4 separate regions of the Homo sapiens genome follow, and all the other regions are linked to region 1. Evidence: chromatin loops called from intact Hi-C (ENCODE). Cell type or tissue: endothelial cell of umbilical vein. All regions are shown on one strand. Each heading gives the region's core, and the rest is flanking DNA. Links, peaks and the distances in the headings are about the cores only.

Region 1 (7,863 bases), core at 1,466-5,465:
GTTCTGTGCAGGTCGGGTCTGGTTTTTATAGACTTCTGTGGACTAAAGTGAGGTCTGCAAATTGAGGGCTTGTTGGTCACTGTCTTATAGGCATGAGTCACTGGCCAGCAGCCTTCTGCAAGAAGGAAACGCCATCCTCTCCTGGTGACATGTGCCCAAGGCCTGTATGCGGCCCCTCTCCTAGGACTGTGTGGGGCTGGGCTGCTCGTTGGAGGGGTGCACGGTGGTTTTCTGGGTGGGCCGTGCAATTCCTGCTGGCAAACACAGTCATGGTGGAAGCTCTGCCAGAAAAGCACAGAGTGGTAGGGCAGAGTGTTCCTGCATGGCCTCCTGGTCAGAAGCTCACCTCTTCCTGCCATAACCTGGCCAAGGAGAGGAGAGCTCAGTCTTTGGTAACTTCCCCAGAGGGGCCTGGACCAGCCATATTCTCAGGATATGGCTTCTTACTGGGAGCCTTTGCTCTTGTGGCCATGGGGTGAGTTGCTGGCTGGACTTTCTCTGCCAGCACACACCCTTATATCACTGAACCCAGAAGGTTTCCTCCAAACAGGACCTTTGGCCACTGCTTGGAGGGAACTGGGGTGAGGGCATGGGGCTCTTTCATTTTGGAGACAACTAATCCAACCTGACATATCACCTAAGGTTCCCAGATTTAGAGAGAAAAATCAGAAACAAACAAAACAAAACAAAAACCAGGATGCCCAGTTAAATTTAAATTTTAGGTAAACTACAAATATTTTTATTTGTATATGTAGGCCCCATGTAATATTTGGGCAGAAGCAATTGGATACCACACCCTTGTGCCCAAATAGCTAAAAGACTCTCTTTCCCAAAGGCAAAAGGAACCCTATTAGTTTGTTTTCACACTGCTGATGAAGACATACCCAAGGTTGGGAAATTTACAAAAAAAAAAAAAAAAAAAAAGAGGTTTATTGGACTTACAGTTCCACATGGCTGGGGAGGCCCCACAATCATGGCGGAAGGCAAGGAGGAGCAAGTCACATCTTAGGTGGGTGGCAGCAGGCAAAGAGAGAGGGTTGTGTAGGGAAACTCCCCTTTATAATCAGTCATCAGGTCTCATTAGACTTAATTGTTATCACGAGAACAGCAGGGGAAAGACCTGCCTCCATCATTCAGTTGCCTCCCACCGGGTCCCCCCCACGACACATGGGAATTCAAGATGGGATTTGACCATCTTGATATGGTCAGCCAAACCATATCAGGAATGGAGTGAGTACAGGGACAACTGTGATCACTGGCGCTCACCCCCTGCCCCCCTCCCCTCTCCCCGCCATCCCCACACCATGAGGAGGCCCTCTGCACAAAGCATGTCTGCCCAGACTGTGCTCAACAAGACTTTCCTCCTGTTCTGCCTCCTGTCTGGTCTCTTTTGTCTCTGCCTTTTGCCAAGTTTTGTTCCACAGCCTTCCCAGCAAGGTGGGAGCTCCCCAGTTTCCTCCTCCTTCAGCAGAGAGTCCCTGTCTGCTGAAATGCACCCAGCCTATTTCTGTCACTGCCAGCACTGTCTCCTGTTCTGCTGGCGAACTCTGCTTACCTGCCTATCAAGGCCAGATGCCCCTCTCTGGAGCCCTCTGGATTCCTTTCCCTGAGCTGCTCTAACAAAGAACCCCAGACGGGGTGGCTTAAACAGCAGAAATGGATCCTCTCACAGTTCTGGGTGCCAGAAGTTTGAGAGCAAGGTGTTGGCAGGGTGGGTTCCTTTGGAGGCTGTCAGGAATGCTCTGCTCCTGGCCCCTCCCTCACCTTCCGGTGGCTGTGGAGAGCCTTTGGCCCTGTCTCTGCCTGCATCAAGTCACTTTCCCTCTAGGCATGCCTATCTCGTGCCCACATTCCCTCTTTCTTTTTTTTTTTTTTTTTTGTTGTTGTTGTTTGGTTTTTTTTTTAATTATACTTTAAGTTTTAGGGTACATGTGCACATTGTGCAGGTTAGTTACATATGTATACATGTGCCATGCTGGTGCACTGCACCCACTAACTCGTCATCTAGCATTAGGTATATCTCCCAATGCTATCCCTCCCCCCTACCCCCACCCCACCACAGTCCCCAGAGTGTGATATTCCCCTTCCTGTGTCCATGTGATCTCATTGTTCAATTCCCACCTATGAGTGAGAATATGCGGTGTTTGGTTTTTTGTTCTTGCGATAGTTTACTGAGAATGATGATTTCCAATCTCATCCATGTCCCTACAAAGGACATGAACTCATCATTTTTTATGGCTGCATAGTATTCCATGGTGTATATGTGCCACATTTTCTTAATCCAGTCTATCATTGTTGGACATTTGGGTTGGTTCCAAGTCTTTGCTATTGTGAATAATGCCGCAATAAACATACGTGTGCATGTGTCTTTGTAGCAGCATGATTTATAGTTCTTTGGGTAATGGGATGGCTGGGTCAAATGGTATTTCTAGTTCTAGATCCCTGAGGAATCGCCACACTGACTTCCACAATGGTTGAACTAGTTTACAGTCCCACCAACAGTGTAAAAGTGTTCCTATTTCTCCACATCCTCTCCAGCACTTGTTGTTTCCTGACTTTTTAATGATTGCCATTCTAACTGGTGTGAGATGGTATCTCATAGTGGTTTTGATTTGCATTTCTCTGATGGCCAGTGATGATGAGCATTTTTTCATGTGTTTTTTGGCTGCATAAATGTCTTCTTTTGAGAAGTGTCTGTTCATGTCCTTCGCCCACTTTTTGATGGGGTTGTTTGTTTTTTTCTTGTAAATTTGTTTGAGTTCATTGTAGATTCTGGATATTAGCCCTTTCAGGACATAGGCATGGGCAAGGACTTCATGTCTAAAACACCAAAAGCAATGGCAACAAAAGACAAAATTGACAAATGGGATCTAATTAAACTAAAGAGCTTCTGCACAGCAAAAGAAACTACCATCAGAGTGAACAGGTAACCTACTCATCTCACATTCCCTCTTTCTGAGGACACCAGTCAGAATGGATTAGGGCTCTAAGGACTTCATCTTCACTCATAACACCCGCAGCGACCTTATTTCCAAATGTAGTCACATTCTGCTGCTCTGGGGGTAGGACTTGAACACATGAGTTCTCAGGGGTGCAGTTCAGCCTGTAGCACCCTCTCTCCCATCATGGCCACTTCCCCTGAGTTTTCTGAGCGTTTTGTGCATTTCTCTTTGCTATGGTTGGGGTGTGTCTTCTCCTAACCTCAGGTTGAAATTTGATTCCCAGTGTTAGAGGTGGGGCCCAATAGGAGGTGTTTGGGTTATGGGGAGGGGCCCTCATGGACAGATGAATGGCCTCCCTCAGGGGTGAGTGAGTTCTCACTCTATTAGTTCCCATGAGAGCTGGTTGTTAAAAAGGCCTGGCACCTTCCCCCCATTCACTCGCCTCATCTCTCCCATGAGGTTGCTGCACACACAGCTCCCCTTCACCTTCTGCTATGACTGGAAGCAGCCTGAGGTCCTCACCAGAAGCAGATGCCCAATCTTGAACTTTCCAGCCACCAGAATTGTGAGCCAAATAAACCTTTTTTTCTTTATAAGTTACCCAGCCTCAGATATGACTTTATAGCAACAGAAAATAGACTAAGACACTCTTTCTGCACATTTGCCATAGATGTAAGCTGCAGGAAGATGAGGAGTTTTGTCTCTATTGTAGACTGCTTTATTCCTAGCACCCCAAAATAGTGCCTGCCACAGAGTAGGAGCTCAATTTACGTTTGTTGAATGACTGAGAGAACTGACTCTCAGGGCATCTACTAGACTGAGTGTCCCCGCCAGGGCAGGAACAGGGCAGCTTTATCAGTCCGGAGCCAGGCTTGGGGAAAACACTCAGTAAATGCTTGGGAAATTGAATCACTTTTTGGTCCAGCAGTGAAATTTCCTGTGACTCAGTAAATCACTTTAACTAATGAAGGAATAACAATCCCAGAGGAGCAGAAGTTTCAACTATGCAGATTATTTCTGAGATTTAAAAAGTGACTCTTCAAAGAAATAAGTCCCTGGAGGCTGTTGGCTCTCTATAAAGGCTGACTTTCCACTCTCTTAAGTAGCTCATTTTGGCCCCGAGACAAGATTCAGTTGGTGGTTTTTAATAAATAACGTTTTTGTATTACAAAAGTAAAATTTAGAAAATTTACAGAAGAAGGAATTACGAAAAAACAACTCATTAGCCACAGACAACCAGATAATTCGTAATATGCCATTGTATTAATATTTCTTTCTGGTCATTTTTGATATGTCTGTTTTTATGTGATGCTAAACAAATTCAAATGCAATTGCATTGCTGCTTCAGTGAAACAAACATCCATTTCTAAAACGTTCTCCAGTTTCCATGTAGCTTAAATGCTCCAGAGGCGGCTAGTTGGTGGGGGCTGGGGAGTCTAGATGCGTCTAGAGGGAGAGGGGACAGGACGGGCTCAGAGTGGGGGCCTGGGGTGGGAGGGACACATCCACTGAGAGGGACAAGGGGACAGCTCGTTCCGGGCAAGGTCGTTCTTGACTCCCAGGACCCAAATGCCCATGTGGACAGTGCTTTAGAGACCGAGTGCAAAAGGAGGACAAAGCTGGCCACCATAAACCCATTTCCTGGCCTCGGCTCCCAGTTCATCTGCAACTTGCACTTTTCCAATTACAAGCCCCTCTGCAGCCTGGGTGGGAAAGCGCACCGCTCCCACTGAGGGAGCAGGCTCCGAGCCGGCGGGGCTGGGGACGATGCCGCAGTGGGTATTTTGAAGGGGAAATGATACATCCCGATGGCCTGAATGCAGTGAGGCCGATTCGGCTTTGTGGTGGCCGCTGATGTCATTTCAGAGAAAGAGCTAAAGGGTTGTTTTGTTTTTCAGGCTGTCTCTGAAATTGTCTCTCTCTCTCTCCTTTTTTTTTTTAATAAAAAAACTTCTGATTTTATCTGAAAACGGATGTTCCAAACCCCAAACCACCAACCCGGGCTTGCTCGAAGGCCCCTTCCCTGGTCGGTGCTGGCGCCGGGTGCTGGGTGCAGACTGGGAAAGGCCGGGTCGCTTGGTTCAGTCCACCACAGAGCTCCCAAACCTCGTTCGTGCCGGCCTGTTGTGGGGCCCAGGAGCTGGGCAGAGGGCGGGAAGACCGGCGAGGGGCTGGCAGGGAGACGTCTGTGGAGGGGGTTCAGCTCGTAGAAGGCAGCCATCGTTATCCAAGAATGCCACTGCGTGTGCTCCAAAATTCTGTCTTCCGAGGGCGCGTGGGAGGCTCACCCTTGGCTGACACGCTGGGAACTCAGCGGATGATGTCGTCTGGGCTGGCACCCACAGTCCCGATAAACAGGAGAGAGGGAGGGAGAGATGGGAGAAGGGCCCGCCTCCTGCCCGATGGGGCACGAGGGGTTAACCGCAGGCCATCTCCAGCCTGGAAGTCCCCTGGACTCTCCTCTGATCCACCCAGTCCTCCAACTGGGGGGTGCGTATTCAGAAAGGACCCTCATTGCCCCTTTAGCACATTTCCGTTGCCCTCCAAGTCCTCACGCGTTGCTGTCTGCTGGTTGGGTAGACTGTGGTCGGCCACTAATTGGTAGGGAAACGTAATTCTGCATTGCCGGTTATCGAGGCCTTACTACGTGGCCAAGTTCAACACTGCTGGCTTTCTATGTGCCATCTCCGTTAATTCACACATCCACGGTGTGGCATGATCCATTTTCCAGATGAAGAAACTAAGACTCAGAGCTTCAGGTCACCCAGCCGGGAAGCAAGTGAGCTGGGATTCCAGCTGCCTCTGCTGGGCTTCTTTTTTCCCATTGCCTTCAGGGAAGGGTGACTGTCGTGGGTTAAATGTTTCCCCCCAAAAAGACTTGCTCACATCTGAACCCCCGGTACCCACGAATGTAACCCTATTTGGAAAAAGGGCCTTTGCAGATGTCATGAAGTTAAGATGAGGTCATCCTGGATTGACAGTGGGCCCTAAGTTCAGTGCCAAGTATCCTTATGACAGTCAGAGAAGATGACGCAGACACGGGACAGAGCAGGCCGTGGGGAGACAGAGGCAGAGGCTGGAGTGACACAGCTACCAGCCAAAGAGCACCAAGGTTGGCTGGAGCCCCCAGCAGCGGGACAGAGGCGCAGAACATATGACCACAGGAGCACCTGGAAAGGACCAAACCCAGCAACAGTTGAATTTGGACTTTTAGCCTCCAGAACCATGAGAAAGTAAGACTCTGCTGGACTGTGGCACGCACCCGGAACACCCATCCAGCCGCCCTGAAGGATGCAGGCCTCTCCGCCTTTGGTTCTCCTGTGCCTCTTCAGGTATGAGGGGTTCCAGCACCAGGCTGGCCCTGGCAGCCGGGAGCCAGGTCAGTGCCTTCCAAACATCCCTGCCCTCCACCACATGCAGGGGCCTTCCCAAAGGGAGAGGCTGCATTGCTCAAGTCTCCAGCAGGTCCTGGGCACGTGTATGTCCCTTCCTCCTACCCATGCTCATCCCAGGAGAGCCATGGCTCAACTATTTGACAAAAACGTATAGCACATCCGTGGGGTGCCAGGCCCCACTGCAGGGCAGAGGACAGTGAACACGACCAAGTTCCTTTCCTTGAGTGTGTTATGTGGGAGGGTGAGAGAGAGGGAACAATCAATGAATGAAGCAAAGAGAGGGAGGAGGAGGGAAGGAAGAAAAGAAGGAAGGAGGGGAGAAGGAAAAGAAGGAAGGAGGGAAACAAGGGAGGGAGAGAAGAAAGGAAGGAAGGGAGGGAGGGAGGGAAGGGAGGAAGGAAGGAAGGAGAGAGGGAGGAAAGAGGGAAGGAAGGAGGGAGGGAGAGAGGAAGGAGGGAGGGAGGGAGGAAGACCGTTCCATGCAGTGATAAGCAAAAGGAAGTGAAACCAAGTCTGTGGAAAGGTGGAGTGTGCTGGGAGGCTGTGGAGGAAGACTGTCGGGTGGGGCCGTGCACTGTGCCCACGTGGAGGCGGGCACCCCAGGGGACCCTGCGCTTGCTATTTGACTGGATTCTCACGGCAGCTCTCAGAAATCTGCACCATGACTCCGATTTGACTGATGGAGACCCAGATACCCAGAGAGATTAAGCAGCTCCGGCCAGGCCATGGCTTACATTCCAGCTCCCTCTCACTGGGTGACAACTGGCTCCCTCTGTCCCCCACGTGGTAAGAAAATCCACAGCCTTCTTTGATTTTGTTCATAAGTCTTGGGGTTGACTGGACTCAGCCAGCACTTCTCCCTCAGGGTCCTCAGGCCAGGGCAGTGAGACGTGCCAGGCTGGGGCATCTCTCGGGTTCTTCCCTCACAAGGCTGGAGCCCAGCTGGGAAGACCCAAAATGGCCGGTGTTGCAGCTGCTGGAGGTTCTCTCTCCATCTTCCTCTCCCCACCTGTCTCCACCTCTCCCTCTTCCTCCCTCTCTCCACCTCTCCATCTGCCTCTCCCTACCTGTCTCTTCCTCCCTCCACATCTCTCTTTGCCTCTCTCTTCGTCTTTCTGTGTCTCCCTCCATTTCTCTCTTGTCCCTCTCTCTATGTCTCTCTCTCCATCTCTCTGTCTCTCTCTTCATCTCTCCCTGCCTCGTTCTCTCTCTGTGTGTTTCTGTCTCTCCCTCCACATCTCTCTGTTTCTCTCTCCATCTTTCTGTGTCTCCCTCCATTTCTCTCTTGTCCCTCTCTCTATCTTTCTTTGTCTCTCTCTCCATCTCTGTCTGCCTCTTTCTCTCTCTGTGTTTGTCTCTCTCTCTACATCTCTCTGTGTGTCTCTCTCCATTTCTCTTTCTCTCTCTCCATCTTTTTTTCTCTCTCCGTCCATCTTTCTTGTCCCTTTCTCTATCTCTTTTTGTCTCTCTCTCCATTTCTGTTTCTCTCTCTGTGTCTCTGTTTCTCTCTCTCTCTTTCTCTCTCT
Region 2 (7,863 bases), core at 2,635-6,634, 250 kb after region 1:
GAGGCCAGAGACTGTGTGGTCTGAGCCCCGGCAAGTCCCTTCCCCTGGGATCCTGCGTGCCCTCATCTCCTGGACTGTCTCCTGCCTGTCCCTCCCCTCCCTCACCCCACTGGTGGTCTGCAGCTTCAGGCCAAGTTTGCTGCAGCTCCACAGGGACCCTGTGTTCTTCCCTCCACATCTCTGCAAGTGCCATTTCCCCACCCCAAGCACCTATCCCATGTTCCCTCCTCATTTGGCCCCGACTCCTAGCTATGCCTCCTGTGTCAACACAACTCAGGGCTCCTCTCTACTCACTGCCCTGAGTCATAATCCCTGGTGACTCCTCTGCCCCTCTCCCACTGGGCCTTAAGCCCACCTCTCCCCATCTCGCCCACCTCCTCCAGTCAGAATCCCAGCTGGGGCGGCTCTGCGGGTTGAGTCACACACCCCACCCGAGGTTCACTAGCACGCCAGCAAGAAGCCTTGGAGGCTGCAGAGACTTGGGGTGAGGGAACCAGGACCCAGGAAAGGCTGGGGCCACAGGCTGGCATATAAGCAATTACTGTCTGTTAACTGAATATGCACCAAGAGACAGGGCCATTTAGGGCTGGAGAATGGGAAGATTCGTGATCATGGCTAAAGGATGCAAAGGTTTCTTTCCGGGGTGATAAGTTCTAAAATTGACTGGGGTGGTGGTTGTACATATCTGTGAATATACTAAAAGCCATTGAACTGGACACTTAGAATGGATGAATTGCATGACATTCGAATTACATCTCCCTAAAGCTGTTAAAAAGCAGGTTTGAAGGGTGGAACCCCATGCCCCATGGTGGAAGGCAGGACGGAAGGCTTTATGTCCCTCAAAGGACTTTGAGACAATTCACTAAGGCCATAAAAGTAAAGTGCTTGGCACAGCACCAGCTTGTTGTAAATTCTTAATAAACAGTAGAAAATGAATGAGAAGTGATGGCCACCATCCCAGCATGGCATTGGAGCTGATGGCCGGCCAGTATCGGGGGTTCTTCTGCCCTGTGTGGAGTAAGCCCGTCGGTGCCTGGCTTCCAGGGAGGCAGGGGCCCCTTCCTGGAGGACACGGAGGTTTGGGTAGGGAGGCAGCCCAGCACCCTTTCTGCAGGGCAGTGCGAAGCCCTCCTCCGCAGATAAGCCGCCGGCCTCTTCACCAGGTTCTCAACAGCCAGATTGGAGATCTCTGGCTTGCAGGCTGCGGCTCCTGGCTGTCAGGAGGAATGAGCCCAGGGATGATTAATGAGAGAGAAGGAAATGTAATCATGCATGCCGGCCCGCCAAGCAGCATAAATCTCTCTGGAGATTGCGGAGAGAATGGATTCCTCCCTCGCCGGGCCTTGAGAAAGGGCATCCTCTAGGTTCCGCAGAGTCTGGGGAACCTCCACAGGCCTTGAATCAAAGCTCACCTGCACAGACCAGATGGGGGTGAGTTTGCAGGAACCCGCTGCTGAGGACAACCACCGTGCCCTTGGAGGCAGCCCGCATCGGTGACTCTCTGGGAAGCCAGGCTTGGCTGCAGATGGGGCAACGGATAAAGGCAGCAGGCTTAGGCCCAGGTTCGAATCCAGCCTCTGCCACTCACTAGCTCTGAGACCTGGGGCAAGTTTCTTCATTCTCTTGGCTCCTCCTTGTCTGTGAAATGGGAATAGAGGATTGCTGCAGGGCGTCGTGTGAGGACTGAGTTGCTAGGGGCACAGTTCTCAGAAGCAGGGTGGGCAGTGAGCATGCCCTGCAGGAGCTGCTGTCCTGCTCATCTTCTCTGCCACACAGTTGCCCTGCATCCTCTCATCCAATCACCATGACACCTCGAGAAACGGGAGTTACTGGTCCCATCATGCAGATGGGAACACAGAGGCCGCATGCATTGCCTGACTCGTCCAACCTTCCGCGGCGAGCAGCGCCGGCCCCTCACCGAGCTGTCTGACCCGGGGTCTCCGTGACTTTTAAAAGTTTGTTCCCAGCCTCCCACAGGGCACTGGCATGGCCATTTGTCAGCACTGCCTCCAGACCCCGGGCGACAGGAACAAATGTCACCCTCCCACCCGCCAGCTGTCTTTGGAGCATGCAGCGTCCGAGGGGCCTCAGATCTATTTCTGAAGGGGGTGCGTTTGCCTTTGTTCCTCTTCCCGGCCATCCCGAGTCCCCTGCCTTTCTTCATCCGAATTATGAAAAGTCCTTTTGGCCCTGGGATCTGCGAAGACTTTGGACTCCTTGGAGGTCAGAAACCTGAGCTGGGCACTAAGAAGACACTGACTGTTGCTGAGAAGGGAGGGACCTTAATGGCTTTAGCAGATGCCACAGGGAGGGAGGGCCCAGGGCAGCCCCAACTGCCCACCCGCAGATAACCCCTGCCCCTCTCCACGGGCAAGGCAGAAAGTCCGAGTTCTGGGGAGGCTGGTAAATACTTAGGTGTCAGCGCCTGCAGGGTTCCAGCCTCTTGCCTCAGAGAAGGCATTTAAAGTTCTTACAAGAAACTTTTTGCTGAACCAGCAGGAAAGTGTGCTTGGGCGCTGATGGGACTGAGGACTGTGGCTTCTATAGGGGGTTCTAGAATCTCAGGGCTGCAAAACCCTGTCGGGGTTAGTGCATCACCTGGCCCCAGGACTGAGCAACTCCATCCAGGGGTAGGTGGACAGGGGTGCAGCTGTGGGCACCGAGCACCCATGCCCGGCTCCAGGCTGGGACACTCACTGCCCACAGGTATGCCCTTGGCTCACTTCTGAGACACCTGGGGAGGCAAGACAAGAGGTTTTATTTGCACAAAGGGGGCCTGTTTATTATTCATGAGAACAACTCTGTTTAAAAAACAGGATGGAGTTTTTGTTTTCTTTTTAAGGTCAGTCACCTTGCTAAAAATTCAAGATACAAAAAGGTATCTCCCTCTCACCTGTTCCCACAGCCACCTTCCCAGGGGTGCCTATATTTTCAGATGTTTTAGGCCTGTAAGCATATACTTACATGCATAAAAGTAGGTAAGTGCATATCCTTCCACACATGTAAGTATATACATACATATATATACATACACAGTCATGCACCACCTAAAGACAGAGATACATTCTGACAAATGCATCACTACATGTTTCTGTCACTCTGTTAACATCTTAGAGTGCACTTACACACACCTAGATGGTACAGCCTGTTAGACACCTAGGCTGTACGGTAGAGTCTATTGCTCCAAGGCTACAAACCTGTACAGCATGTTATACACTGAATACTGTAGGCAACTGCAACACAATGGTAAGTATTTGTGTATCTAAACAACAAAAAGGACAATAAAAATATGGCATGATCATCTCATGAGACCACCATTGTATATGCACTCCACCATTGGCTGAAACGTGGTTATGCAGTGCTTGACTGTATACACACACACACGCATGCATGTATGTATGTACACACACACTATCCACACTGCCCTGCACCTTGCTGTTTTCAGTCATCTCTTTTGGTGATAAGTAGATGTTGGCATGTAAAGAGCTCTGATTCCTTTTCATGGCTGTATACTACTCCCTCGAACAGCCTGTTCATTATCTATGTATTTAGCTGGTCCCCTGCAGACAGGCCCTTCTTTATAAATATTACTTTTCCCATGGAAAGGGAACATGTTTTGCCAGGGGGATACTGCTTATGGGGGAACAGGGAGGGGTTGGTGAGAATGTGGGGTCTAGAGATATGAGTTAGCATCCTGACCTCTTGTTCATTAGCTGTGTAGCCTGTGCCACCCTCAGCCACCCCCACCTGTCCACCAGGCAATAAACAAGACACAGAGACCTTCATGAATCGAACACATGTGTTTAGGGCAGAAGAGTTGAGCTATTCCATCCTGAGCTCTGAAAGCAGCCTCACCTGGGCTCACATTCCCACCCTACTTCTTACAAACCAGGTGCCTTCGGCAGACACCTTTCCTTTGAGCCTCAGTTGGGGCATAATTATGACAGCCCCTGCCCAGGTTTATTTTATGATTAAATGAGATTCACCAGCATTTGTCCAGCCACTTGACATCAGCTGGCATCAGTGCGTGCTCAATTCATTTTTGCTTTTACCGTTGTCATCATCATTGGGGTGGCAGTGGCCCTCCTGACACACCGTACCCTTCTGCACAGATGTTCCCCACAATGCAGTTGTTCCAAACCCACAGCACTATTGGGGCTCAGAGACTCAGCACAGCTGGTGGGGATTACCACTTCATCCACCCCCGCAGGTGCTCCGGAGGCCACTTCCTCTCCTGCAGCCCCCACGTGTGTCTTTGAATATTGGAACACACACGATTCCTCTTTGCTGGGGGAATCCTGCCTGGAGGCAGGGGATTGAACCAAATGACCTTTTGACCTCTTGTCCAACCCTAGCCCCAGGATTCAAGATCAGCCAGAGTGCACATGGGCCAATGAAATTAGCCACTCCTTCCGGAAAGGCGAGTTTATTCGGCATTCTGCGGCTCCCAGGGGCTGTCTTAGATAAGACTTGCTCCAGGCTCTTTTGTCCCCCAGGACTTGTGGAAATTTCTGGGTCTGTTTGACATCAACTCCTGTCCTCCCAGTCCCACCACTGGCCTTCCACTGACCTTTGGAGACCAGGGAGAGAAAACGTCATTTTTCCCCTAACCCACTGAACTCTCTGAAAGGACAAAGTGACAGAGGCCAGCACGGCCTCTCCAGAAAGGCCTCCCGGCCCCACCGTCACTGTGACTTAGAAAACGCGCCCACACCTAGCCGAGGCCAAGAGACACCGGCCGCCCCTTACACTGAAAATGAAGTAAAACCTCCTGAGAGGCTTCTCCAGAGAGGCTCGGAAGAGCAGCAGGAAGGCAGGAGGATGCCGATAGGACACCGGGGAAGAGGAGGAAACGGCCTGCCGGGTCTAGACGCGTTATCTGGCCCCGTTCGGGCACCAGCTCCACACTCATCCATCGTCCCCCGGAATGGACTTCCTGCCTCGGGACCGCGCCAATGACCTCACCCCCTTGCTATCTCGGCGGTCCCGCTGCTGCCCGCTCTAGGCTCTCAGGAATTAGGGGGCCAGATAACAAGTCTAGACAGCTCAGAAGTTTGAAATGGATTATTCTCGCCGGGGAGGAGGATGGCTAGCAACGAGCTCTAGGGACTCAAATGCCAAATCCCTGGACTGCATTCAGATTCCAAGTGGGAGTCCAGGCGTTCACGTTCTTCCTCCGTGGTCCCACCGCCCTGAAGCTGGCAATGAGTACAGCAGCTGCCACGAAGCCGCCAGGGTCTGGCTGCCCTAGCCCGGGCAGTGGGCACTCCACTCCCTCCTCCCTTCGTCGGCTTCAGGTGAGCTTCCAGGGCCTCGTCTGCAGAGCTGGACAGAGCTCTCCAGGCTGAGAAGGTGACGGTGCCTCTCCACCCTCGAGGCGTTCAGCCCTAGGGGCAGGAGTGAGTGACACAATAAATGGAAGGAAGTCCAACAGGGAGCAGAGCTCCTCCCAAGAGACGACGGCGCACGACGGCGCTGAGTGCTCGCCCAAACATCAAGTGTTTGCCATGAAACTCTCCTCAGTGCCCCCTCTGCCCCTTCTCCCACCCTGTTATGAATCCATTGTGTTCCCCAAAAATTCTTACGTTGCCATCCAAACTGCCAGTGCCTCCGAATGTGACCTTATTTGGAAATAGGGCCCTAGAAGATGTAATTAGTTGAGCTGAAGTCATGCTGGAGTAGGATTGGCCTCTAAACCGCTATGATGGTGTCCTTATAAAAAGGCCCCCTCACAGACAGGCAGCCCACAAATGCCCAGGAGCCACTGTCATCAGGAGCAGCCCTGGGCCAGGGACGGTGAAGCCCTGCAACATAAAACCCTGCTCGGCTGCAAACTCCAAGGGGGCCAGACAGTCTCCCAGCGCTCCCCAGAGGGTGGAGCCCCGGTTGCCCACCATGGTCAGCTGATCAACAGTCCACCCTGCATTGGTTTCGTCCCTTCCCCCGGTCCCTTCCCAACTCCCCTACACTTCCTGAGGTCACCTCCCAAAAACTGCCTGCACTCACAACCCGCCTCTGGTCTGGGTGGGGAGGAGGCAGCTTTCCATGAACACAGGCTGGGAAGAGGAGACACAGTCTTGGCCGCACGTGGGAGGGATAACCCTGCATGCAGTCACAGGTTTGTATAGAATACCTGTCCCCAAACTAAAACCAACCTGATGGGTGTCGGAAATTGCTAGTTCTGTCTACATCCATTCCCTCTCTTAAGTGACCGTATTAATCACAACCAGGTGCGTGACTGCCCTTCCCCAAGATTCACCACCCCACCCTTCGTTCTCAGTGAAGACCTAAGGTCTCAGGTAGGTGTGACTCCACATCTAGATTCTGGGATGTGAACAACAGTGATGCCCAACTCGCAGCTTGTGGTCTTAAAGGGAAGACATATACCTGCACCCCTCCTTTCCTCCATCACGCTGTCCAAAACGCAGGCGTGATGGAAGCAGGTATGACTACTCCCCCTCCTCCTTCTCCTCCTCTTCATCCCCTCCGCCTCTTCCTCCTCCTCCTCCCCTTCTTCCCCCTCCTCCCCCTCCCTTTCCTCCCCCTCCTCCTCTTCATCCCTCTCCTCCTCTTCCTCCTCCCCCTCCCCTTTCTCCCCCTCCTCCTCTTCATCCCACTCCTCCTCTTCCTCCACCCCCTCCTCCTCCCCCTCCCCTTCCACCCCCTTCTCCTCCTCCTCCCTGTCTTCCTCCTCTTCCTCTTCCTTCATTTTTTCTCCTCATGCTCTTTTCCTCCTCGTCTCACACTAAGGAAGTGGGAGGTTTAAGAGCATTATGCAGAGTCTTACCTTAATCTTTCTCCAGCAGAGCCAACACTGAAGCTTCTGACCCTAGCATCCCTTTCATTTATCTTAGAGAGCCCAAGACAGACTTCATTTACATTAATCCAAAAATAACAAAGTGGAAGAAATACATGTTGGTAAGGAATTCAGGTGAACCCAGGAAGCGTTGGGAAAGTGGGCTCCTTCCGGGAAAGGCCAGGGGGAGAGAAGCAGCTTGTTCTGATCAAATCTGGAAAAAAGCTGCTTTCCAGGGGCGAGGTGGCCTGACACATGGCGGGCGGGTCACCGGGAGCCCCACTTGAGGGAATTTCCTAGAATGACAATGCGCAGGAACAATGGGTGAGTCAGGTCTTTAATTGCCAGAAATTATCTTGATTTCATGGCAATGTTGAAGTGTTTAGAAAGCCTGTGTTACATAAAGATAAACTCGTGTGAAGACCGGGGCTGACGAGCAGCCAAAAGCAGTCAGGAATGTGTGCTCCACGCCGGCTCCTGCCGATGTTAACATTTTTCAGGCACTGAGCGGGAATCGTCTGTATCTGAGAGATTGGGAAGACCTCCGTTGTGAGCCCGGCCCTGCTTGTTGGCTTGTTGGCCGCAGGAGGCCGGCTCGGTGGCTGCCCCTGGTGCCCGCTGATCCATGCGCAGCATCAGGCTGGAGGAGCGCGCGCAGCTCGCTGGAAATGACCCTGCCTGGGGACGAAAGCGTGGGCTCAGGGCCAGAGCTGGGTTGGAATACTCCTGCTCCTTGCCAGCTCTGGGGCCTTAGGTCACCGAGCCTCTCTGAGCGCATTTGGCACACCTCTGAAATGAAGCCGATGTCGGCTCTTGTATTTGGTACCGGAGGGTTTGGGGCAATATCGGGAGAATACATTTCCCAACGGCTCTCCTCTTCCTCCCTTTCCCTTTGAGAGACGTGAAAAGAAGCACTTGGGCTGACACGGGCCTGGGGCACATGGAAATAGGTGTGGAAGTGTGAGGTGTGGTGTGAGTGAGGTGTGGTGTGAGAGTGAGGTGAGGCGTACGAGGTGCGAGGTGGATGTAAGGGTGAAGGGTGAGAGTCAAGTGCGATATGTGAGGTG
Region 3 (7,863 bases), core at 1,349-5,348, 81 kb after region 1:
TATTAGGTTGGGCAAAAGTAATTGTGGTTTTCACCATTAAAAGTGATGTCAGCCGGACACAGTGGCTCACGCCTGTAATCCCAACACTTTGACAGGCCGAGGCAGGTGGATCACCTGAGGACTGGAGTTCAATACCAGCCTGGCCAACATGGGAAACCCCATCTCTACTAAAAACACAAAAATTAACCAGGCGTGGTGGCATGCACCTGTAATCCCAGCTACTTGGGAGGCTGAGACAGGCTAATCGTTTGAACCCGGGAGACAGAGATTGCAGTAAGCCGAGATTGTGCCACTACACTCCAGCCTGGGCAACAAGAGAGAAACTGTTTCTCAAAAAAAAAAAAAAAAGTAATGGCAAAACCATAATGACTTTTGCACCAACCTATGGTATTGTCAACCTAATGTAAGGATAACACTAATACATTTTTTTTTTTTTTTTTTGAGATGGAATCTTGCTCTGCCGCCCAGGCTGGAGTGCAGTGGCTCTCGGCTCACTGCAAGCTTCGCCTCCTGGGTTCACACCATTCTCCTGCCTCAGCCTCCCTAGTAGATGGGACTACAGGCGCCCTGCACCATGCCCGGCTAATATTTTTTGTATTTTTAGTACAGACGGGGTTTCACCATGTTAGCTAGGATGGTCTCGATTTCCTGACCTCGTGATGTGCCTGCCTCGGCGTCCCACACTAATACATATCTCTGGAGATATGTTGTGAGAATAAAGGAAGGCTGAGGTTGTACATGCTTCCATGCCCCTTACTTGGGTGTGGAGGCAGCTATTAGGACTATCGTCCTCAGTTTTCTGGTTCCCATATTCATAGATCTAGATCTCTTCCACGTCTCTCCTTAACTCTTACTCACAGTGGCCGCCGGCAAACTGCAATGTCCTCCGTTTATTGACATTTCTCATCTGGAATTAAGATGTAATAAGTGATCTGTGTGGACCAACAGAGAAAAATCTTTTCCTTCCAAGAAGTGGGAACTTACTCTGCAGTACCAGGCAGTATAATTTGGATTAATAGAATGATTGAATGGATGGAGCAAAGGAAAAACCAAGCCGGATATCAAGAAGTTTTGCCCCGGTAACAGCTATTAGGGGATTTGGTGACAGGTCCATGTGTTGAATCAGATGAAACTAGGCTGGAAAAAATACTGGCAATTTGTAATTTCACAGGGGAGTGCCGGGCAGCGGGAGGCATCACGCTCCTATCCCGACAGAGAAGGGAGCCGGGAAGTAGGCGTGAAGGAAGGCAGCCTGCACATGTGCTTGTTGTTACAACTGCTATTGATTATTGCAACTAAGCTGGGTCACTTTATCCTGGTAAATCTCAGGATAATGCAATTATAGAAGATAATCTGGAATCGGGCACTGTAAAAAAAAAATTCATTCATTTAAAAGAGAAGCTTAAAAATAACCTGAAAGGCACAAGATCTTATTTTCACATCAGCTAAGGTTTCATTTTCCAGCATATGGCCCTCCCCACCCCCAACTCTCTTTTCCCAGACAAATTAAGTGCTTCATGTAGGTGCAAAATGCAAAGTGTGCTAAATCGTGCCTCCGTTTAAGTCTTGCACATGGGCCCACTTTAGTCTTCAATTAATTTTTTATTTTTCATGAATCGTTGTTTTCGAGTGTTCCAGAAATTTTGTGTTTCTGGAATTTTCTTTTACCCTTCCATTTTAGAGCTTTCCAATAAGATAAGAAAGTTAGAGTCTGTTTGGGGAATATCAAGGGATGATGTCAATTAAAAAGAAAAAACAGAAAAGCAGAGAATAAAAACCCTGTGTTACCACATCCCCAGGGTCCTAATCCATGTAAATGGCCTCCTCATTCCTTTCTTGTTTTGGACACTGTTTGAGAAAATCCCTTAACAGTGCATTCTGCTGCTTGCAGTACTTTTTTGTGGCTCAGGATTAACTGTTTTAGTGCAAAAGGACGGGAGATGGGCCACCTCCTTGGGGCTCTGCTACACACCCAGCTATCGCAGTGGCTGAAACCCAGCCCCACGGGTCAGAAGAGCTACGGAAAAACAGCATAGAACTCAAAGACTTAGGCTGATGGGCTCATTACAACAAATGGAGATTCTTGTTCACCAGGTTAAGTGCCGTGTAGCCAAAGGGAAACTGAGTCAAGGAATGTTAATTACTTCTGGTACTGTCGCGTTTAGCCATGGATTAACCCTTATCAGCAAGTGGCTTCTTAAGTCTAATTCTCCCCCGAGAGGAGGCTCAGCATGTGCCCCTTCGCTGAAGTCACCCCTCTCTTCTCAGGATTGCCCGAGTAGGAAAAATCCCCTCGTAATCCTCCCATCTCATTTTAGTTAATTTCCACCTCCTGCACAAACCCGTTTCGTCAAAGCTACCAATACGAGACTTAAAAAGCCGGGCTTCGCTTCATCCTCCTGCCCTTGCCCAGATTTTTGCAGAGATAAGAAAGACCACCAAAGGGCCACCCTGCAGTCTACACAGTTGTGGGGAAGGGGACAGAGCTTTCCTAGTAAAATGGATATTTTCTCACTTTTTCTTCCAGGCTACATAGAAATACCATTCTATCCCCATCACGGTGCCTTTGACACATGCATTGTGTATTGGCAATAAATGCCAACGGCATTTTGTTTTTGTTTTTGTTTTTTTTTTTTTGAGACGGAGTCTCGCTCTGTCACCCCGGCTGGAGTGCAGTGGCGTGCTCTCGGCTCCCTGCAAGCTCCGCCTCCCGGATTCACGCCATTCTCCTGCCTCAGCCTCCCGAGAAGCTGGGACTACTGGCACCTGCCACCACGCCCGGCCAATTTTTTTTTTTTTTTTTTTTTTTTCAGTAGAGACGGGGTTTCACCGTGTTAGCCAGGGTGGTCTTGATCTCCTGACCTCGTGATCTGCCCGCCTAGGCCTCCCAAAGCGCTGGGATTACAGGCGTGAGCCACCGCGCCCGGCCAATGGCTTCCTGTTGTAATAGCTGAGGTGGCCAAACGACAGAGGGAAAGGGGGTCACCACATTGCGTGCGGGCCCTTATGGTCGCCCTGGGGAAGCTGCCTATGCTCCCTGGACCTCAGCGTATGAGCGGGGGAGCAAGACCCCTTTCACGGGGCTAATTCAGGCTCGAGGCCTCCCTTGGCATCCTCCACTGAACAATACTCTAGGTGTTCAGTAGCTGGCGCTGAGATTGCAAGGCGCCCGAAGGAGACCCTGGAGCACGGAGGATTGCTGCGGGATCTGGCAGTCCCCTTGACGCTACAGCTCTTTTTCTCTCTCTGCTTTCTTTCCCAGACTGACAGGGAGAGTGGATTCTGCAGAAATAACCAGGAAGGGCCTGTGAGTCTGGGGAGCGGCCACACCAAGCCTGCTTTCGGTGGGGATTAACAGGGAGGGAGAAGGAGGCGTGTGGCTGCTTGAAGTCACGGAGGACTCAGAGGAGGACTGGGAAGGAGCTGCGCAGATAACGCTCCCGAGATCAACTCCTGGTGGTCGGGGCTGGAACTGCAGCCAGAACCCAGAACTAGGGGGAGCCTGTCAGGGAGGGCAGGGAGCCCCCCACCCGGGAGAGAAGGGGCACTCTCCTTCCACTGGGCTTTTACTAATGCATTGGTCTCCATTTGAATTTCCTCATGTAAGCAAGTGAACAAGATAAAAATTCAAAACACCTGGTGGTTTCAAACTTACTCATTTTTTTAAAACAATGCTACTAATAAAGATGATGGCAGGAACGATGGAGTCCAGATGAACCGCAGCAGCCAGTTCAAGTGACACATTCGCATCCCTTTCTTCTCTTTGGGGAAAAGGAAAGGCATCAGCAGTTTCAAGTCATTTAATACAGATTTCCATCATTGTTATCCTAAGCAGAATCACTGTTATCGCTGTAATAACATTTGCCCGGCATCCCCGCAAGCTGGGTGCCGTGCATCTGGTGGCCACATTGTCTGCACCAGAAGCCTGCAGAGTCGCCGGCTTTGACAAGGAGGGGGTGCTCTGTGGGGCGAGTGGGTGCGGTCAGGGAAGACCGGCGGCTTCTGTCCCGAGGGATGGATTCCATTAGGCGGCGTTTCTCAGGGTGTCTCCGAGGCTGGTTGCATCACAATCGTGAATACCTGCTAATTACATCAGAACGAAAAGAGACTTGCATTTTTTAAGGCAAATTTTGCAGATTCTTCTTATCCACGTGGAAGCCTGAGTGTCCTTGCTTTGAGCCAACACAGTATCTGCTGCACTAACATGGAAAATCAGAATGAGGAAGGCAACCAGGACAAGGTGCTCACGGGGCTGCCCGGAGGCTTTTTTTGTTTTGTTTTGTTTTTTTCCTTTTTCTGCTCTTCTATGGGGAACAGAACAAAAAGTAGGTCATGAAGAAGCAGGAGAACAGGGAGAAGCACAAGATGAGAGGTGTGAGGGAGGAGGGGAGACGCCTGCACAAGGCTCATCTAGATAGAACCAGAGGAGGGTGTTGCTGGCCGTGCTCATGACCCGGAGGGGGCCCTGCGGTGTGTGTGGGGAGGGGGTGCTGAGAGTGGACGCCCAGAGGATATGGCGGGAATGGGACAGCTGCTTGTATTCACCATGTGCCCATGGATCACAGCGTTTCTGTCTTGGAGATGAAAGTTTTCTATGCTGGGAGGTGAGGGGGCTCTCAGGTCCTCAATGTGGTGGTTCCGGATTCATGGTCTTTTTGGAGGGGTTAGGAACCCCTCTGAGAATCTAGCACAATCTACGAGCATGCAGAAATGCCTGTGTATATTCACATTCCAGTCCATTTCAGAGGCTCACTGGATCCCTGAAACCCACTGCCTAGTTACTCCAGGTTGAGAACCCCAGCTCCAGCTCAAACCCCTATTTCACAAGGGAGGCAGGATAGCTTTGTGGTGAATAACACGGGTCTGGAGTTGAATTACCTGGTTCCGATCCCAGCTTTGTCACCCACTTGGGCCAGTTACTTCACATCCCTGTGCCTCAGTTTCTTCATCTGTAAAAATGGATTAATGCTCATGTCTACTTCACGAAGTTATGATGGGCACAGTTCTGTATGACATAGCCAAAGGAGGGGTTTTGTGCAGACAGGGAGGAAGGACTATTCATATTCAGCAATTATGATTGCTGCTGTCATTGTTATTACTATTGACAAGCAAACCTAAGCCAGGGAGGAAAGATAATTGGTCCAGGTCACAGAGTGTCCAGAGTGTCCCATGGTGGCCCCCACTTTGGGGCTTTTCTCAGGCTCCCCCCACCTTGTTCTCTGCCATCTCTTTTTTTTTTTTTTTTGAGATGGAGTCTCACTCTTGTCCCCCAGGCTGGAGTGCAGTGGCGTGATCTCGGCTCACTACAAGCTCCACCTCACAGGTTCATGCCATTCTCCTGCCTCAGCCTCCTGAGTAGCTGGGACTACAGGCACCCGCCACCACGCCCGGCTAATTATTATTATTATTGTATTTTTAGTAGAGACGGGGTTTTACTGTGTTAGCCAGGATGGTCTCGATCTCCTGACCTCGTGATCCACCCGCCTCAGCCTCCCAAAGTGCTGGGATTACAGGCATAAGCCATCAGGCCCGGCCCATCTCCTCTTCATCATGGGGCACCCCTAGAGGGCAGGACTCCTTCCAGGCTGAGAGGAGGGATTGGAATACTTTGCTTTCACATCTGGGCTCCCTACACACCCTTCTCCAGAAGAGGTGTCCACGGCTCCCAGCAAGAAGAGGACATTTCAGTGTTCTTTCCGCTCCAACTCCCACGGAAGCTGGAGCTCCAAATGCAGCCAGCACAAACTATCTCAAATCACAAGGGTCCATTGGAATAAGCTTGTGGCCGTTAGCTCAGGAAAATGGAAACCAGTGAAGCCTTGCTTCTTCTGATCCCCACAGACCCCCTCCAGTTGAATGGGAGGTCACTGAGCTTGCATCATTTTCTCAGCATCCAAAGTTTTCCTCTGTTCACCCCAGCACCCCATTCAGTATTCTCAGTCAGTGTTTGTGGGGGTTGTAGCTAAAAGTTCCAGTGTGGAGCCGCAGTCACAGCCTGCAAGCACATCTCCATGACAGGCAATTTTGATTTCAGTTGAACAGAAGCAAGCTTCAAGTTCCAAAGAAAGCCAAGTTGCGTGAGCAAAATGCTTACAAGATTCCCGAGTTCACACATCGCCTTGAGATTGTCCCAGAAGCCTTCCTGAGAGGTAGTGGCCGCCTGGGCAGTCTGCTTGGTGATTGGGAATGATGATGAAAGCCTGGCCAGTGTGTTGGGCGGGCTTCAAGTGAACACATATTATTGGCTGATTACAGGATCGGACGGTTTAAAAATGTACCACGTCGTGTTCTTCATGTTCTTCACCGGCCGTGGGTGGAAAGATGTGGATGAAATGAGAAGCAGCTTGAATGCATCTCTAAAAGATGCCAGGTGGGCTTTGTGATGTTAATTCCCACCCCCGTTTCTGGGCAGGTAAATTTTAGCAGACATAAGGGGCAAAGCTTATTACCTTCCATATTCATAAGTTTTTCTATCTGGAATAAACCAGGAAGTAGTGGAAAATGTGCAAGAAATCTCTCCAGATGTGTTTCTAGAGCAAAGAGGTTGGAACCAAGAGATCTTGAACCACTGACTAACCTCGGATAACTTCTGAGGTTAACCCACCCATCCAGTGAAGATGCAGGTTGGTACCTGGTCTTTGGCTAGCTGTATCTGAGGGTGCATCTAGGAAGGGCTAGTTAAAAATGGACTCCCTCGGTTTGTGTTTTATTCTAGATCAGTTATGGCTTGCATGGGCTCCAGAGTGTGAGATCTGGAGCCAGGCTGCGTGGGTATGAGTTCTGTTTCCCGCTTCCTTGCTGTGTGTCCCTGGGGAAGTCAGCTAACCTCTCTGTGTTTTGTTTCATCATATGTAAAGCAGGGATGGTAAAGCTACTGTATCACGTGACATTGAAGATGGGGTCAGTGCATGTAAAGTGCTTTGTACAGTGCCAGGCACAGGGTATAAGTGCCCTTTAGGGACATGTTATTATCATTACTGCTACGATAATGCTTCAGACAGTACCCATTAGTCAGCAATGTCAGAGGGCTATATTGGGTGATTCCAGCTTCTTCTTTGGGAAATAGAAAGAGCTTGAAAGGAAGCTGGCAAAACCAGGAAGAGAAATGGGTGTCCCTATTTTTGAGAAAATGTCACTAGTCTTTCTGAGCCCATTTGCTCCATCTGTGAAACTGAAGGCATCTAATTAAATTAGGTCTTTAACATTTAAAAATTTTCTTTCTTTCTCTTTCTTTCCTTCTTTCTTTCTTTCCTTCTTTTTTGACATTTAAAACATTTCTTTCTTTTTATCTCTTTCTCTCATTTTTTTTCTCTTTCTCTATCTTTCTTTATTTTTAGAGACAAGGTCTCACTCTGTCACCCAGCACCCAGGCTGGAGTGCACAGTGGTGCAATTATAGCTCACTGCAGCCCCAGACTCCCGGGCTCAAGCAATCCTCCCACCTCAGCTTCCTAAGTAGCTAGGACTACAGCCGCATACCTTCATGCCCAGCTATTTTTTAAATTTTTTGTAGAGATGGGGTCTCAGTATGTTGCCCAGGCTGGTCCTGAACTCCTGACTTCGAACAATCCTCCCACCTCAGCTTCGAAAAGTACAGGGTCATTGAGTTTTTGAAAGGGCCAGGAATTAACCAAGGACTCTGTCTACCTGAAATGTGTTCTTCAAGCAAATCTCTGGGGCCTTTCCTAGACCTGGTAGTCCATCGCTGCCGTCCTCTTATGACTTTGGAGTTGAGCTCTGCCAGTCCTTTGGAGTGCTGGTGCTTGTCTTGTTCGGGGCCCTCAGAAGCAACCTTGATACAAGGATTCTGGCACAAATCATTAATTTAGGAGGTGATCCCAGGAAACACCAACAGGGGAGTGGA
Region 4 (7,863 bases), core at 1,335-5,334, 380 kb after region 1:
CCCTCCTCTGAAACTCTCGCTGCAGACATCGCACCCCACTGTTTTTCAATTTCATCTTCTTATTTATTCACTCAACCAATATTTATTTACCAAAGCACTATGAGGCCCAGTTAAGAATGTGTGGTCCTCGATCTGACAGCCTGGATTCAAATCCCTGTTGCCCCACAACTCTCCACACTAGCTGTGTGGCCTTGCAAATTTCACTCAACCTCTCAGGGACTCAGTTTCCTTGATTGTCAAATGGGAGTAATGACATTTCCTACCTCATTGACTTGTTGGGAGGTAGCATTGAGTTATCCCATGCCGCACCCGCTCCCTTGTAAACTCTGGATAATTACCGAGCTTTCTTATAAGTGCAGCTCATGGATCACTCAAGGCACTGGGAATATAGCAATCACAACAAAGATTCTAGTCATGGGAGATGGTCACCTAACAAATTAAAAACTAAGGCATTTGTTAAAGGACTGAATGACCAAGATTAGCGTTCCAAGGAAAAGTATGGCGCTCTGGAGTGGTCAGGAGAGCCTCTGTCACTGAGTAGCAGTGTGGCCCTGTCCAAGCTCCTGGCCTGGCTAGGCCTCATGCCCATGTCTGCATGGCAAGTGCCTGGAACCGGATGGCCATGGCAGCTTTTGCTCTGTGAAAGCCCAACTGCTCCCCTGGACTGCTCCCATGTTTTCTGTCTCCACCGAGCAAGCCTCTTTCAAAGCCCTAGAGAGAGACCTGGGTCCCCAGCACCCTCTCCTGGAGGAGATCTGGACTGAAATGTTTGGGACGCCTCCCATTCAAATGCTCAAGTCTCCAAACCGCTGGGGAGGCGTTGCACAAGAGACAGGCAGGGGTTTCAGTTTCTGGCACTTGTTTGCTCAAAGGATCTCAGCCTTCTTCTTCCTGACATGCAGCTTAAACATGTGAGCTGACCCTTAAATGAAACCCCCACAGTTTTCCATCTCCTTCCAAGAGAATTTCACGGGGTGCAGGGAGAATGGGGAGGACGTGAAACGTGGTGTATCCTGCAGGATTCACTCCCCCACTGACGGGACTAAAGGGTGAGCGTTAAACACTGGATGCCAAGTGTGTCTGCTGGTTTGTTTGGGTGTGTTTTTCTCTTCTCTTTTGCCTCTTAACTAAAACAACACCCAAAAGCACTCTGATTGCATTCAGCTGTTAAGAGGGAAGTAACTACATCTCCCCACCTTCGTTTGCAGAGATCAAAATAACGTTCTCAAAAAACGAAAAGTGGGAAGTTTACAAACACAGGACCCAGAATCTGAAAGAGTTCACCATTACTCCAAGTCAGTGATAGGTGCAGATGGACGCACTTGCTGGCAATGCAAACCTCTGAGGTGTTTCTGTAAACCCACATGCAAAGACCGTGCCTGATCCACTTTCTACCCTTACACACACACACACACACACACAAGTCAGACGGAGCAATAATCTCTGCATCAGCTGAAGTCTTGTCAGCTTAGTTGTCAAATTAAAACATAAAAATATTTTAGGCTGAAATTGGTCAAACAGGCATGTTGAGTTCAGTTTTTAAATCTTGCCCCAAATCAGTTTACTCTGACATATGAAGTCTAAATATGCCTTTCCTTCCTTGCTAGTTTCTGAAGCCTGAAATATTTTCAACTAAATGAGAAAATCTTTGCTGTTGAATGGCCTATTAGAGCTGTCACAAATGTGATTTCTGGAAATAAACAAGATTATAAGAAGGCTGGCTGGCGCAGAAACGTAAGTCAACACTAATAGGTGGTGTAATTAAATTATCCCTTAAGCCAAGATGCCAAATGACACAATTTTTTGGTGTTAATTCTAGTATGATCACCTCCGTGCAACTGTACAAATCTGAATGACTCTCTCACCAGAGGCACTAATTCTATTTTCTTCAGTTCATACCTATCGAATAGCTCTCTCTGTTCTGCTAAGGAAGCAAAGTAAAGTACTTGGGACATAGAAGTTCATATTTTCTCCATATCATTTTACAAAGGTTCACTGATGCAAACGTGGTTCAATAAACAATGTTTATTTTTTATGGGTTAGTATCTTGCTCAAGAAAATTAGAACTAAGTTTCAGGAAGATTTATTTACATTTTGACTATTGTTCACTGGCCACTGCCACTCAATACTTAAATGACTTTCTCCCCAAAGGGCAAAATCTTTAAAGCAGAACAGAATTTATTTAAACAGCTGGTTTTTTGCACAATCATTTTATTAATACATAGGCTCGAGTTATGAATAGTGAGTGACTTGCACAATTTTTAAATTCATACAACTATAAAACTAACATGTCATTCAATTAAATTTTTAAAGAACTGTACAAGATTAATTACTACCAGGCTCGATGAAGTCATTGTCCTAAGCTACATTTACATATTTCTAAGTCTTTAAGTAGTATTTCAAACTGGAGGCAAATGAATACTGCTTCATTTTTTTTTTCCAGAATAAAGGATAACATCATTCTTAGGAAAAGGAATAAATCTTTTTGTTGCTGTTGTTGAATGCCAGTTTGTTTACAATACTTGTCAACATGCACACTACTTCTTTTTAAATTAAAAAAAGATATCGCAAATCATTACTTAAAACATAGTAAGAAATCACGTCATCCCATGAAGAGTCTAAACATTGAAATTATTCAAAATTGTTTTAAAATTATTTTAATTTTAATATCAAATATGTTGAAGAGTGATAAGCACCATCCTTAGTTGAGATTCTCTGTAGCAAGAGATGGGGATAGAAAAATGTTTGTTTTTAAAATAAACTAGAAACTTTTCTGAGTGGGGAAGAGGAGAAGATTACCCTGGAATCACTCAAGGGAGGTGGAGGTTTAACGCGTCTAAGAAGCTGGTTTACCATTTTAGCAGGTGCTGATGTAGTGAAATACAATGTCCAGGGTGCGTATTCACGCCACCACTGCATGAAAAGGAAAACGCTTTTTGAGAAGGCGAGACTACCATTATCTATACCTGCCTGGTTTCATTTGACCATTTTTACGCACATAACATTTCATATAACATAAAATGTACGTTCTTCATGATTACTCTAGGAGAAAGGTGAGGATCTTTTATTTTTTTAAATATGGGCAACTGATAAAATATTGAAATAGCTACTACGTTATTCCATTTTTATCTCAAACATTTCCAGGAAGTATTTCTTTAAACTCTAGCTGGGCACTATCTCAGACTGTTTGAGGAGGGTGAGCTATTTGTTAATTAACATTTGGCTTAAATACTATAAATGCTCTTTGATAGATTAGCACATTTCAGGAGAGGCCTCAAAAAGTTTTTCTTCTTGGGTTTAGAGCCCGATGGATACACCCTGGGAGAGGCGACGGGGTGGCCCCTGTGACTTCGGGCTGCGACGCGGTGTCGTCCCCACCCCCACCCCCCTCACTCTAGAAGTCACAGCGCCATCTACTGGACAGCGGACAAACCTCCCCACCCAGGGACGGGCTTCTCTGTTTAAGGCCATCCAAACTAGAAAGCTTAAAAATGCGTTTAAGAGGTAGAATACCATAGTTTACGGAACAGAAGAACAAGAACAAAACTCTCTAATCAAAATCACAGGGACCTGGAAATATTGGTCTATAGCAATTTGGTTTTTGGGGGTTTTGTTGTTGTTGTTGTTGTTTCGGGGGCGGGGAGGGAGTTGGTTTTGGTTTTTTGGTTGGTTTTTGTTTTTGTTTTTGTTTTGAGACGGTCTCACTCTGTCATTCAGGCTGGAGTGCAGTAGTGCGATCTCCACTCAATGCAGTCTGGACCTTCTGGGCTCAAGCGACCCTCCTGCCTCAGCCTCCCGAGCAGCTGGGAACACAGGCGCACACCACCACGCCCGGCTAATTTTTAAATTTTTTGTAGAGACAGGGCATTGCTATGTTTCCCAGGCTGGTCTCAAACTCCTGAGCTCAAGCGATCCTCCCGCCTCGGCCTCTCAAAGTGCTGGGATTACAGGCAGGAGCCACCACGCCTGGCCTATAGCAATTTTGAAAACTGGCTCAAGCCCATTCCTCTATCCCCTGACATAACCCCCCAAAGAGAAGACTTTTTAAAAAGGTAAGAAAACTGTTTTTTTTTCATTTTTAAGAGTTTTATATTAGCTATAAATTTCTGGAGTAAAGATTTGGTTCCACCTAGTCAGCTCCCACATTTTTCTCCCCATCATCCTTGGGGCTAAGGTGTAGGAGAGCTGGGTAGAGACACACACACTCACACACACGCGCACACACACGCACACACAGACACACACGTGCGCACACACACGCACCCAGACACACGCGCGCGCACATACACGCACACACATGCACCCAGACACGCACACACGCGCACACAGACACGCACACGCATGCACACACACAAAAACACTCCTTGTGATGGAGCTCTTTAATCCTCCTGGACCCTGAACGCTTTGGTGAACACAAGCGTACAAAACTAGGATAACCCAAATATTATTCTGAATTCTTTTTTTCAGTCGTTTAAGCAAAACAACTTTCATTTTTAAAGTTTATGTGATTTTTCCTTATAAATATCATCACATTCCACGATACATCTGTCCGATGTCGATTTCTGGACTTTCTTACGCAAATAACCATCCTGCCTTCCTCCTCCTTTTCCCTCCTAACTGATCATTAGATTTGCCTTGAAATTCCAGTATTAATTGCTTTATCTTGGAAATGAAAGGCAGGGTATTCTTTTCACAGAGAACTCTATAGTTTCATAATTTCCTACACTACTTGGACTAGTTTCGTGGAAAGGAAAGGAGTCAACTGTGGCCTAGCACATTAACATATGTTTTCTTTGCAGTCCTCTCAATAATTTGACAAGACGTGCAGAAGATTTTAAAAAGGCAACTTATATTAACAAATAAAAATTACAATTAAATTTACTGAGTATTACAATTCACCCATTTTAAGAGAGAAATTTTTTTAACTGAATCTGATTTTTCTTTATTACACATCATTAAAAAAAATGTGTCCTAGGACCCTAAAATCAGGCTTGCTATTGTGTTACAGGCACACTTTACTTCATTTCGGGTGTGTGTGCATGTGTGTACCAAAGTATTTAAATTTTGTAAGTTAATTTCTCACTCAATAGAGTTGGAAAGATCTGGACATTATAAAGGCAAACTCATTTTCTGCTGGAATGAAATGAGAAAACGAAAATTTTAAAAATTCATTTTATTAGGTAAATTTAGTAGGGACTCACTGGGAGCCTCTGAAATACACCAGCCCGCTTCTGCTTACTTTCTCCGTCTTTCAGAGTCTTAAAATGAAAATCAAAGTCACTCCCCCTCCCCTTCTTATCCGATGTTTGCATAGAAATTGTAGAGTTTCTTTTCCTAAAAGTGGAGAATGGTGCTGAGAGCCGAGGGGGTGAGTTCAGACAAGAAGCCCTGGAGAAAGGGAACTCCGCGCTGAAGGCAGGGAAGGCGGCGAGATGGAGGAAGGGGTCAGAGGCGCCGGGGAAGACCGGGGGGCACTCACAGTTCCCGAGTCCGCTTCTGTCTCCTGGTCCTGATTCCAAAAGGAAATGTGACTCTTTTGTGCAGAACCAGAAATGAACATCCAGGAAGTCGGCAAAATCACTAACTAAACAACCAATGGAGGAAAAACAACATTAAAATTCCAAATTTGGGGTTTTTTTTCCATAATGGAACAGAAAATGAATTGAAGGGAGGGGAGGGGAAGAGGACAGTTTTCAGTATATTTTAATTTTTTCCTGTGACCTGAGCTGGGCCCCAGGTTAATCCAAGTTTGAATCTGGAATCTTTGCTCTCCTACATCTACATCCTATAAAGGGTCACTTGACTGCAATAAATTCAGGCTGATCGCAAACCCCAAACTTCGCTGTATGAACAGTCTAAGCTCCTGCCGACGATCTGAAATGAGTTTTCCTATGAAAATATACTTTAGAACTCAGCGACCCCCACCCTAACGAAGGCCTTCAATGACAGGAAATGTTTGCCATTTTAAGCACTTTTTATTTGCATTTGCTCTGAAGCTGAGGGAGTTAGAGGAGAAACGTACGTTTAATGCTGGTTGTGAAATTAAGATGGATGGAGGAAGTGTGGACGCATGTGTGTTTCAAGGACCCAGACCGGACATCCTGGGTCCTGCAATTAGCCTCAGCAACAAGGGTAACTTTGCTCTGAATTCCCACAAAAGCAAGAAAGAGATTGCCTGTTGCAGTAGGGCCGTATTTTACATTCTCTTGTGTTGTTGATAAATTGGAAGAGAAATGCTTCCTCTTTTCAGCCGGTTAGACTTATGAAAAATGGCATCTTGCAGTGTTTGTGGGGTGGAGATGTGTTTGTGCGAGTGTTTTCTCTCTGGGATCAAAAGAGGAAAAAAGATTTTTTTTTCCCCAAAATCACCTAAATACTGGAGCTCCGAAACACGCAGCATGTGTATAAAATTGTCCTTCAGAAATCCATCTTGAATTTTTTTTTAAAGTCCTCTCTTTGATCAAAAGCCGGCAAAGAATTACATTTTTCTCCATTCTGTTGCATTTCACATGGACTAACACAGGGTGAGCCTAAACAAACACGCGGCCTGGCCATGAGTGCTTCTTTCAGTTCGAGTAGCTTGAGGTGGGCTGGATGCATTTAGGGGGGTGAGGGGAGAGGATGACAGTTGGGGGGATTCGTTAGAAGGAGGGGAGGAAGGCTACAAACTTTAGGGGAAGCTAAGACAGAAATAAACCCGTGATGAAAAAAAAACGTAAAACTGCCTCCCCGCACGGAGCCTGCACCGCGCAGCTTCACTGTTGAAATTCTTCTGCCCGAAAGATAAATGGCCTACTTTATTCAAGAGTGTCAAGTAGGGAAAACAAAACAAAACAAAAGCCCTTCAAAGTATATTTTCAGAAGATAATCTACTAAGAGGAGTGTGCGGGGGAGAAGGGCCGGCTCCGGGTAGGACATTCTGAACAAGGACCCCTGAGAACCTAGAGCTTTAATGGAGACAACCAAGAAAAGCCAGGGCTGGGCTGAGGCTCTTCAAGGGACAGGAAACCGGCCGACTCCATCCAAGCCCCCATGGAAATGGCTGCTCAGGGCCCCCCACGTGCAGCGTCTAAGCCACCAACAACACAGGGCCTCCCTGGCACCCCGGACGGTGTGCGAAGCTGCGGTGCAGATCCCGGGCCGTGGGCATCTTGAGCCACCACTGAGAGTGACGCCCTTTGTGTGGCATCTTCTCCAGTTGGAGGAAGGAGATGCCAGCCGGGCCAGTGACTCAGAAGAGGTGCCCTGTCATCTCTGCAGCCAGCCGGCATCTCCACGCAGGCCTTAGCGTGTGAAGGTGAGGGGACCTTCACCTCTACCAAGGCAGAGAACAGTCCCCGTGACCCCAGAGACTGCCCTAGAATCCCCCTCGCCCACAAGTGCAAGGACCCCGTAGCAGAGGGGCAGTGATCCCTGCTATGCCCCCCACAGCCTGGGAGCCACCACCCTGCCTGTTCATGTCCTAGGGACCCAAAGAACTTCCCCCAAACCCAGCCAATTGTATGGACAGTCTTTTGCCTGGCGTGGGGGCCAAGTGGACAATACCACACGGAGGACGGTGCTGAAAATTTCAAAGGAGAACCGTCTGAGGCGGCTTTGGCATTTCTCCTTTTGCTGCATGCAGAATGCGCAGAGCCCTCCATGCTCAAGGCAGGCGCCAAGGGGGGCAAGGTAACGTTCCCTGGAGCCGCAGGCCTGGGGCGTGATTTATTAGCGGTGGCACAGGCCCGGGTGGAGTGCAAGGGAAGGCAAGGCGTTTTCTAGATGTTTAAGGTGGAGGAGAGGGACCAGGACACTTGTTACAAACGCTGACAAGGCCAGCTGCCACGTGGACATTCGGGGACCCAATAACCTAGCGGCCGT

The links. A loop is a pair of places that touch in the nucleus more often than their neighbours do. Peaks named below come from ENCODE experiments on the same cell type or tissue, not always from the same donor. Only the 100,000 strongest peaks of a DNase experiment are listed, where the experiment ranks them.
Region 2: it touches region 1 in a loop (9-fold over the local background); 2 of 110 quality-filtered maps call a loop at or near these places.
Region 3: a loop joins it to region 1, with 4 times the contacts of the local background. A loop is called at or near these places in 4 of 110 quality-filtered maps.
Region 4: it touches region 1 in a loop (4-fold over the local background); 4 of 110 quality-filtered maps call a loop at or near these places.

What each region holds. Positions count from the first base shown.
Region 1 is chr16:86,676,452-86,684,314 of GRCh38, forward strand. No RefSeq gene overlaps it. Among named protein-coding and RNA genes, the nearest start is that of LINC02189, 42 kb to the right of the region's middle. In endothelial cell of umbilical vein, for the core only: no CTCF peak of the experiment used is centred there; DNase peaks (open chromatin) are centred at 3,850, 4,700 and 5,220; H3K27ac peaks cover 2,579 bases.
Region 2 is chr16:86,924,402-86,932,264 of GRCh38, forward strand. No RefSeq gene overlaps it. Among named protein-coding and RNA genes, the nearest start is that of LINC02181, 130 kb to the right of the region's middle. RefSeq lists enhancers at 571-1,515, 1,516-2,459 and a silencer at 2,281-2,533. In endothelial cell of umbilical vein, for the core only: no CTCF peak of the experiment used is centred there; a DNase peak (open chromatin) is centred at 4,960; H3K27ac peaks cover 2,961 bases.
Region 3 is chr16:86,757,855-86,765,717 of GRCh38, forward strand. LOC105371392 (a long non-coding RNA gene) reads right to left here and starts at 6,171. Exons shown (of 3, transcript XR_933864.4): 1 at 5,638-6,171; 2 at 4,879-4,949; 3 at 3,644-4,083. In endothelial cell of umbilical vein, for the core only: CTCF peaks have their summits at 3,460 and 3,663; a DNase peak (open chromatin) is centred at 3,427.
Region 4 is chr16:87,059,451-87,067,313 of GRCh38, forward strand. It overlaps LINC02181 (long intergenic non-protein coding RNA 2181), which reads left to right. Exons shown (of 3, transcript NR_126008.1): 1 at 1-1,049; 2 at 1,608-1,734; 3 at 3,302-4,541. Among named protein-coding and RNA genes, the nearest start is that of LINC02181, 5.6 kb to the left of the region's middle. In endothelial cell of umbilical vein, for the core only: a CTCF peak has its summit at 3,424 (motif pointing left); DNase peaks (open chromatin) are centred at 3,401, 4,131, 4,491, 5,011 and 4 weaker places; H3K4me3 peaks cover 2,468 bases; H3K27ac peaks cover 3,292 bases.